Regions from separate parts of the Homo sapiens genome. Here region 1 is linked to region 2. Evidence: read pairs that join two places in POLR2A ChIA-PET (ENCODE). Cell type or tissue: Caco-2. All regions are shown on one strand. Each heading gives the region's core, and the rest is flanking DNA. Links, peaks and the distances in the headings are about the cores only. Region 1 overlaps UBE2H-DT (UBE2H divergent transcript). Region 2 overlaps ZC3HC1 (zinc finger C3HC-type containing 1).

Region 1 (4,395 bases), core at 74-4,073, 66 kb before region 2:
CGAAGCAGAAGGATTGCTTGAGCCCAGGGGTTTGAGACCAACCTGGGCAACATGGTGAAACCCTATCTTTAAAAAAAATACAAAACTCAGCTGGACATGGTGGTGCTACTCAGGAGGCTGAGGTGGGAGGATTGCTTGAGCCTGTGAGGTTGAGGCTGCAGTGAGCTGTGATCATGCTACTGTGCTCCAGCCTGTGTGACGGAGTAAGAACCTGTTTAAAAAAAAAAAAAAAATCTTGGTGTGGTGGCTCACATCTGTAATCCCAGCACTTTGGGAGGCCAAGGTGGGTGGATCACGAGGTCAGGAGATTAAGACCATCCTGGCTAACATGGGGAAACCCTGTCTCTACTAAAAATGCAAAAAAAATTAGCCGGGCGTGGTGGCGGGCGCCTGTAGTCCCAGCTACTTGGGAGGCTGAGGCAGGAGAATGGCGTGAACCCCGGAGGCAGAGCTTGCAGTGAGCCGAGATTGAGCCACTGCACTCCAGCCTGGGTGACAGAGCAAGACTCCATCCAAAAAAAAAAAAAAAAAAAAAAAACAACTCAGATAAGTTTGCATCTGCTAAATAATTGACACTTTGGCTATTAACTTTCTGGAATCAAGAACATCATGTCTATTGACTAATCATGGAACTGATCTTCACAAGTAGCAGAGATTTGGACACAAACGATAGAAAATTCCAGTACAAACATTTCACCTGATGCAAACTTGCCCCATGTCTAGGAGGATGAGCTGCTATCATGCTCTGACAATCAGCAGCTCTCTGTTGGTAATAGAATGACAGAGATATTGGCAGTTAAGCCTCTAAAGTGGCCAGTAAATACGATATTGTACTGAGGGTTCTAAATTAGACAGGCAATTCATTCATTCATCCAATATTTATTAAGCACCCACCTTGAGAATACAAAGATTGGTAATATGGAGTATCTGTCCTTAAATTATTTCTTTTTTTTTTTTTTTAGAAGGAGTCTCACTCTGTCGTCCAGGCTGGAGTGCAGTGGTGTGGTCTCGGCTCACTGCAACCTCTGCCTCCCGGGTTCAAGCAATTCGCCTCCCTCAGCCTCCCTAGTAGCTGGGATTATAAGCGCCCACCACCACGCCCAGCTAATTTTTGTCTTTCAGTAGAGACAGGGTTTCACCATGTTAGCCAGGCTGGTCTTGAACTCCTGACCTCAGGTGATCCGCCTGCCTCAGCCTCCCAAAGTGCTGGGATTACAGGCGTGAGCCACTGCATCTAGCCCCTTAAATTATTTCTAAGGCTGACAGGAAGACTGAAACATGCATAGTTACAGCACAGGTGAAACCTCTCTTTCATTTCTTTTTTGTTTGTTAGGCTGAGATGTAAATGCATACATGATATATGTAGCAGAATAATCTACTGAGAATCAGCTCGTGTTTGTTTTTACCTCTGTGGATGCCTTAGGAGGAATGAAAGGTATTTTTCCCCTCCCAGTGTGGTACACAGGCCTTTATTCTGATTTCTGGGAAACCTTTTCCTCTAGAAGGTGATCACAGGAGGTGAGGAGTCATTTGTGTAATCTATCAGCAAGATTAGATTTTATCGTCTCGGACAGCTGTAGGATGTTCAGGGGTTGGAAATGAGAAAGCAGCCAGACCCTAGGAGAGGCTCAAGGACGGGGAAGAAGAACTAGGTTGGTAGAGGCCTTGGGGCCTGGGGGAGGGGTGGAGATGCTGAAGTGGCAGCCTCCGTGGAAGAAATCCTTAAGCTACGAGCAGGGAGCTGGACTAGGAGGCTGCAGGATCCTCTGGAACGTCCATGGCCAGAGAGATGGTGGGGACCAGCATTTGAAGCAGCAGCTCTGTCTGGCAGAGCAGCCACAGGAAAGCCAACCAGGGCCTCTAAGTGCTGAAAGACTGGGAGTCCATGGGATCCTGTCTAGGTGCCCAGGGTTAGTGATGATCCAAGGGAGTGGAACCCATCCTTGGAATAGTTAATATTGGGCCTCCCTCCAATCCAGGTGAGTAGGTTTGAGGTGGTTCTAATTAAAGCTAAGAACATTATTGTTATTATTATTATTATTATTTTGAGACGGAGTCTCGTTCTGTCACCCAGGCTGGAGTGCAGTGGCGCAATCTTGGCTCACTGCAATCTCCACCCCCCTGGGTTCAAGCAATTCTCCTGTCTCACCCTCCTCCTAACTGGGATTACAGGCGCATGCCACCATGCTTGGCTAATTTTTGTATTTTTAGTAGAGACGGGGTTTCACCATGTTGGCCAGGCTGGTCTCGAACTCTTGACCTTGTGATCCACTCATCTTGGCCTCCCAAAGTGCTGGGATTACAGGCGTGAGCCACCACGCCTGGCCCCAAGAACATTTTATTTTATTTTATTCTTTGTTTTTATTTCTTTCTTTATTTATTTCTTCTTTTTTTTTGAGTCAGAGTCTCTGTCATCCAGACTGGAGTGCAGTGGCACAATGTTGGCTCACTGTAATCTCTGCCTCCCAGGTTCAAGCGATTCTCCTGCCTCAGCCCCTCAAGTAGCTGGGATTACAGGTGCAGGGATTACAGTACAGGGACTACAGGTGCACACCACCTCACCAGGCCAATTTTGTATTTTTAGTAGAGACAGGGTTTCACCATGTTGGTCAGGCTGGTCTCAAACTCCTGACCTTGTGATCTGCCAGCCTCGACCTCCCAAAGTGCTGGGATTCCAATTTTGTGTGGGAAACTGACTCCCCTGCCCTCCCACACCCACCCCCACCCCCACATAGATCCGTGCTAAAGACAATGATGATTATCTTTTTATCTTGCTAGAGATCTGTTTAAGAATGGAAATGTGCATTTTTTTTTTTTTTTTTACCTCTGAAACATGAAGAGGAGGTGGCTGCAGGCCTTCTGGGAAAGATTTCTCTACTATTTCTTTTTTTTTTTTTTTTGAGATGGAGTTTCACTCTTGTCGTCCAGGCTGGAGTGCAATGGCACGATCTTGGCTCACTGCAACTTCCACCTCCCGGGTTCAAGCGATTCTTCCACCTCACCCTCCCCAGTAGCTGGGATTACAGGCATTGCCATCATGCCCGGCTAATTTTTGTATATTTTGTAGAGATGGGGTTTCACCATGTTGGCCAGGCTGGTCTCGAACTCCTGACCTCAGGTGATCCACCCGCCTCGGCCTCCCAAAGTGCTGGGATTACAGACATGAGCCACCATGCCCGGCCTTTTTTTTTTTTTTTGAGACGGAGTCTTGCTCTGTTGCTCAGGCTGGAGTGCAGCTGCGCCATCTTGGCTCACTGCAAGCTCCGCCTCCCAGGTTCACGCCATACTCCTGCCTCAGCCTCCCGAGTAACTGGGACTACAGGCGCCCACCACCATGCCCGGCTAATTTTTTGTATTTTTAGTAGAGACGGGGTTTCACCGTGTTAGCCAGGATGGTCTCAATCTCCTGACCTCGTGATCCGCCTGCCTCAGCCTCCCAAAGTGGTAGGATTACAGGCATGAGCCACCATGTCCGGCCTTTCCCATGCATTTCTAATAAGTATTTCAAACTTAACTGTGGTCAAATTAAAACTGTAGACACCCCCTCAAATATGCTCCTCTCTCATCTTCCTTCTCTCCTCTCTCCATGAGCTCAGACCAAACCCCTGACAGTCATTCTTTGTTGAATGAAGGGTAAGTAAGGCACTGATCATACAAGTCCTCTGACACCCACCCTGCAAAATCCCAATCCTAAAACCAAAGTCTGCACACTTCTCTCTGATTCATTCTCTCTCTCTCTCTCTCTCTCTCTCTCTCTCTCTCTCGCTTCAGTCAAACACTAGCTAAGCTGGTACTGCTTTGGATCATTATCAAGCTGAGAAAATAGGCAAGGATGGCTGGGTAAGGCTGAGGCGGGCGGATCACTTGAGGTCAGGAGGTCGAGACCAGCCTGGCCAACATAGTGAAACCGCATCTCTACTAAAAACACAAAAATTAGCTGGGTGTGGTGGCGGTGCCTGTAGTCCTGCTACTCAGGAGGCTGAGGCAGGAGAATCGCTTGAATCCGGGAGGCAGAGGTTGCAGTGAGCCGAGATTGCACCACCGCACTCCATCCTGGGCGACAGAACGAGACTCCGTATCAAAAAAAAGAAAGAAAAGAAAATAGGCAAGGAGACACTCTCTGGTCCTAGTCAGGCAGCTAAGTCACATAGGGCCATGGAATCCTACACAGATACGAACAGTAGAAGCCCCATCTCCCAGTGCTGGCGCCCTAGATGATGATCACAGTATCTCACCTTTGTACAGGATTTTACACACTTTGCAAAGGGTTTTTTGTTTGTTTGTTTGTTTTTGTTTTGTTTTTTGAGACAGAGTTTCGCTCTTGTCACCCAGGCTGGCAAGCAGTGGTGCGATCTCGGCTCACCACAACCTCCGCTTCCCAGGTTCAAGTGATTC
Region 2 (4,395 bases), core at 127-4,126:
AAAAGCATCTGTAAGTATGTATTTGGAAAGGTATCCTAAAACATTTATTACTCCTTAATATTAAATGCTCAGTTTTTTTGTTTGTTTTGTTTTGTTTTTTGAGATGGAGTCTTGCTCTGTTGCCCAGGCTGGAATGCAATGGCACGAGCTCAGCTCACTGCAACCTCTGCCTCCTGGGTTCAACCGATTCTCCTGCCTCAGCCTCCCGAGTAGCTGGGATTATAGGCGTGCGCCACCATGCCCCACTAATTTTTGTAATTTTAATAGAGAAGGGGTTTTGCCATGTTGGCCAGGCTGGTCTCGAATGCCTGACCTTGAACGCCTGAGGCCCTCCTCGGCCTTCCATGGTGCTGGGATTACAGGTATGAGCCACCTCGCCCAGCTTCAGTTTTTAATAATCTATGTGGGCCGGGTGCGGTGGCCCCAGCACTTTGGGAGGCTGAGACGGGCGGATCACTTGAGGTCAGGAGTTTGAGACCAGCCTGGGCCAACATGGTGAAACCCCATTTCTACTAAAAATACAAAAATCAGCTGGGTGTGGTAGTATGTACCTGTAATCCCAGCTATTGGGGAGGCTGAGGCAGGAGACTCGCTTGAACTTGGGAGGCGGAGGTTGCAGTGAGCTGAGATGGTACCACTGCACTCCAGCCTGGGCAACACAGCAAGATTCTGTCTCAAAAGAAAAATTCTACCTGAAGAGCTCTTATTTCACAAAGCACAGTAAAAAAAAAAGGATAAAATATGAAAGAAGATGCAGGAAAGTTATACATTTTTATAAAGGGATATAGGAATTTGAAAGACATTCCAACATCAGCAAAGGAAGAATGAAGACTGGAAAACAAAATTCAGATACAAATATTAAAGGAGCCATGATTATCTAGAATAAAAGTAATGGTTAAATAAATAATCATCATATCCAAAATGTTGATCAATTTATAGCCAATGAACAAAAAGGAAATGGATCTAAATATTTTATCAAAATCAAGATTTAATGCAAGAAATAATGGTAGAAGGATGGTTAAAATACCTTCCCTTTCCTGAGCAATTCAGTCTTAAAGCCATTAGGCGGTGAACAAGGAAGATGTCAGAGCCAGGAGGCTGCGAAGAGGCAGCTCAGCCCAGGGTGTCAGAACCAAAGTGGTATGTAACAGGCATTCACTTGCGGGCAGCCAAGTGTGGAGTGCTAGGACCTAAATGGGGTGACGAGAGATTCATGCAAGAAAGGATGGCAGCATGGCAGAAATGGGAGATTAAGCACATATAGGGGATTGATCAAAGTAGTAAATATATTAAGGATAACAAATTATGTTTCACAGTGTTGAATATGGGAGGGAAAAATAGGGAAAAGGAGAAAACTAGAATGAATCCTGTGATGTACAATTGCAACTGGAGATGTCAGCAGGAACTCATCGTTTTTTAAAATATAGAGAGAAATGGATGTAAATTTAGATGTGTGTATACATGTGAATGTGTGTGTCTGTGTGTGTGTACATAAACATATATATTTTCTAGCTTTTTCCTCTGAGAGGGCCTGAGAACAGTGGCATCCCACTAGCTATGAGTTCTCCCTGCACCCAGATCTTGGCATTCATTCATGCATTTATATAGAGACAGGATCTTGCTATGTTGCCCAGGCTGGTCTCTCCTGGGCTCAGGCAATTCTCCCACCTGGGCCTCCCAAAGTGCTGGGATTACAGGTGTGCCACCATGCCCAGTTCAGATCTTAGCTTTTAAATAACATTCTCCACTGAAAAACAGCCAAGGATCCTTGTAAAATTGGCTGATTCCAGGGATGGGGCAAGAAAAATACAAGATAAGCCGAGAACAACTTGTTCCTGAAAGCAATAAAGAGGTCATGGGTTATGGGACATGTCAAAAGGCCACAGAAGCCAACCTGAGGGGGATGTCACTGACTAAATAAGGAACAACTGGAGTATCAAAATATATAATGATAGTAATGAATTATAACCCATTGAATAACAAAGAAAATATTGAGTCCATGTTACTACAAATAAATCAATTACATAAAGTTTGATAAGGACTGGGATATTTACAAAGTTTCAAAGAACTTCCCCACAAAGTACTTTTTATTTACAAAGGAGGAAAGAGTTATTTTACAATAGAAATGCCAGATACTCCCTTAATCAAGTGATCAAAGTGATCATCACCATAAAGGGATAAATAGAAATCACGTGTCACCTGACAGGATGCAATGAGAATGCAGCATTGCTTCACGACACTCCTGCATAACCTGAATCTAATCACAAAGAAACATCAAACAAATGTCATTGACATACACTCTACAACATAACTGTTCTGTAATCTTCAAAAGTATCAAGATCATGAAATTCAAGAAAAAACTGAGGAAATGTTCCAGATTAAAGGAGAATAAAGCAACATGACAACTAAATGTACTGTGTGATTCTCAACTGGATACTTCAACTATAAAGAATGTTATTAGTATAACTGATGGAAAAACTGGGGTCTGAGGATTGGAGGGTAGTAATTTATCAATGTCAATTTTCTGATTTTGATGGTTGCATTCTGGTTATGTAGGACAAAGTCCTTGTTTGTAGGAAATATTTGGGAGTAGTAAGACATCACTTTGGTGGCTTACTTTCAAATAGCTCAGGGAAAAAAGGTTCTTTGTAATCTCTGCAACCTTTCTGTAAGTCTGTAATTTAAAAATTTTTAAGAATCACTGTAAAAAATTACCATGTAAGTCTTTCTGTCCTTGCACACAGGGAATAAAGTAGTGAAAAGCAGAAGACGTGGTGTGGTACCACATTTCTTCCGCCTTCAGTCTCTGCTCCTTTCACAGAGCTACCCATCAGTACCATGTTGGCCATGTTGGAGTAGAGTATCCTCAGCTTCACAACCTCTATGGTCTATAGGAGACAAAATGACAGCCCAGAGAAGAATTTGCCATTTTCAGTGGAAAACAAGTGGCAATTACTAATTATGATGACTTGTACTTTGGATCTCATTTGCTGCACTTTCCTTTATAAGACATCAACTGGGCCAGGTGCAGTGGCTCACGCCTGTAATCCCAGCACTTTGGGAGGCTGAGGTGGGTGGATCACCTGATTTCAGGAGTTTGAGACCAGCCTGGCCAACATGGTGAAACTAAAAATACAAAAACTAGCCAGGAATGGTGGTGGGAGCCTGTAATCCCAGGTACTTGGGAGGCTGAGGCAGGAGAATCGCTTGAACCCGGGAGGCAGAGGTTGCAGTAAGCCAAGATCACACCAGTGCACTCCAGCCTGGGTGGCAGAGTAAGACTCCATCTCAAAAAAAAAAAAAAAAAAAAAAGACATCAACGGCTTAAGATGGATGTTTGAGCTCACAATCTCTTTGATACTATGCAGCCATAAAAGGAACGAGATCATGTCCTTTGCAGGGATGTGGATGAAGCTGGAAGCCACTATCCTCAGCAAACTAACACAGGAACAGAAAACCAAACACATGTTCTCACTTATAAGTGGGAGCTGAATGATGAGAACACATGGACACATGAGGGGAACGACATACACTGGGGCCTGTTGGAGGTGGGAGTTGGGGGAGGGAAAGCATCAGGAGGAATAGCTAACAGATGCTGGGCTTAATACCTAGGCAATGGATTGATCTGTGCAGTAAACCACCATGGCACACGTTTACCTATGTAACAAACCCGCACATCCTACACATGTACCCCGGAACTGAAGATAAAAGTTGAAGAAAAAAAGGCCAGGCATGGTGGCTCATGCCTGTAATCTTGGCACTTTGGGAGGCCAAGGCAGGAGGATTGCCTGAGCTCAAAAGTTTGAGACCAGCCTGGGCAACACAGTGAAACCCCATCTCTACTAAAATACAAAAAATTAGCCAGGCATGGTGGCGGGCGCCTGTAATCTCAGCTACTTGGGAGGCTGAGGCAGGAGAATTGCTTAAACCCAGGAGGTGGAGGTTACAGTGAGCCAAGATGGCACCACTGTACTCCAGCCTAGATGACAGAATGAGACTCCATCTCAAAAAAAAAAAAAAGTTGAAGGGAAAAAAGGAAACAAAACAATGGATCAAATTCTTGAAGTCAGGCATATAGCACACTAGGTATGTTTCTAAATAAACTTATGACATAACGTTTAATGTCTCTTCGTGAAACATGCAATGTGATAGCTGGTATGTGCTTACTTTTTCATTTGGGTAATATTCCAGTATAAGTTTTTTTTTGAGACGGAGTCTTCTCTGCCACCCAGGCTGCAGTGCAGTGGCATGGTCTCGGCTCACTGCAACCTCTGCCTCCCAGGTTCAAGCAATTTCTCCTGCCTCAGCCTCCTGAGTAGCTGGGATTACAGGCGCATGCCACCACACCCAGCTAACTGTGCATTCTTTTTTTTCTTTTTGAGATGGAGTCTCATT

Evidence for each region. ChIA-PET counts read pairs that join two places held together with the same protein. Peaks named below come from ENCODE experiments on the same cell type or tissue, not always from the same donor. Only the 100,000 strongest peaks of a DNase experiment are listed, where the experiment ranks them.
Region 1: POLR2A ChIA-PET joins it to region 2 with 5 read pairs; 2 of 35 experiments call an interaction of 5 or more read pairs at or near these places.

Annotation. Positions count from the first base shown.
Region 1 is chr7:129,976,156-129,980,550 of GRCh38, forward strand. The region is part of intron 1 of UBE2H-DT (UBE2H divergent transcript); the gene reads left to right. Among named protein-coding and RNA genes, the nearest start is that of UBE2H-DT, 25 kb to the left of the region's middle. In Caco-2, for the core only: no CTCF peak of the experiment used is centred there; a DNase peak (open chromatin) is centred at 1,676.
Region 2 is chr7:130,042,601-130,046,995 of GRCh38, forward strand. The region is part of intron 2 of ZC3HC1 (zinc finger C3HC-type containing 1); the gene reads right to left. Among named protein-coding and RNA genes, the nearest start is that of ZC3HC1, 6.6 kb to the right of the region's middle. In Caco-2, for the core only: no CTCF peak of the experiment used is centred there; no DNase peak of the experiment used is centred there.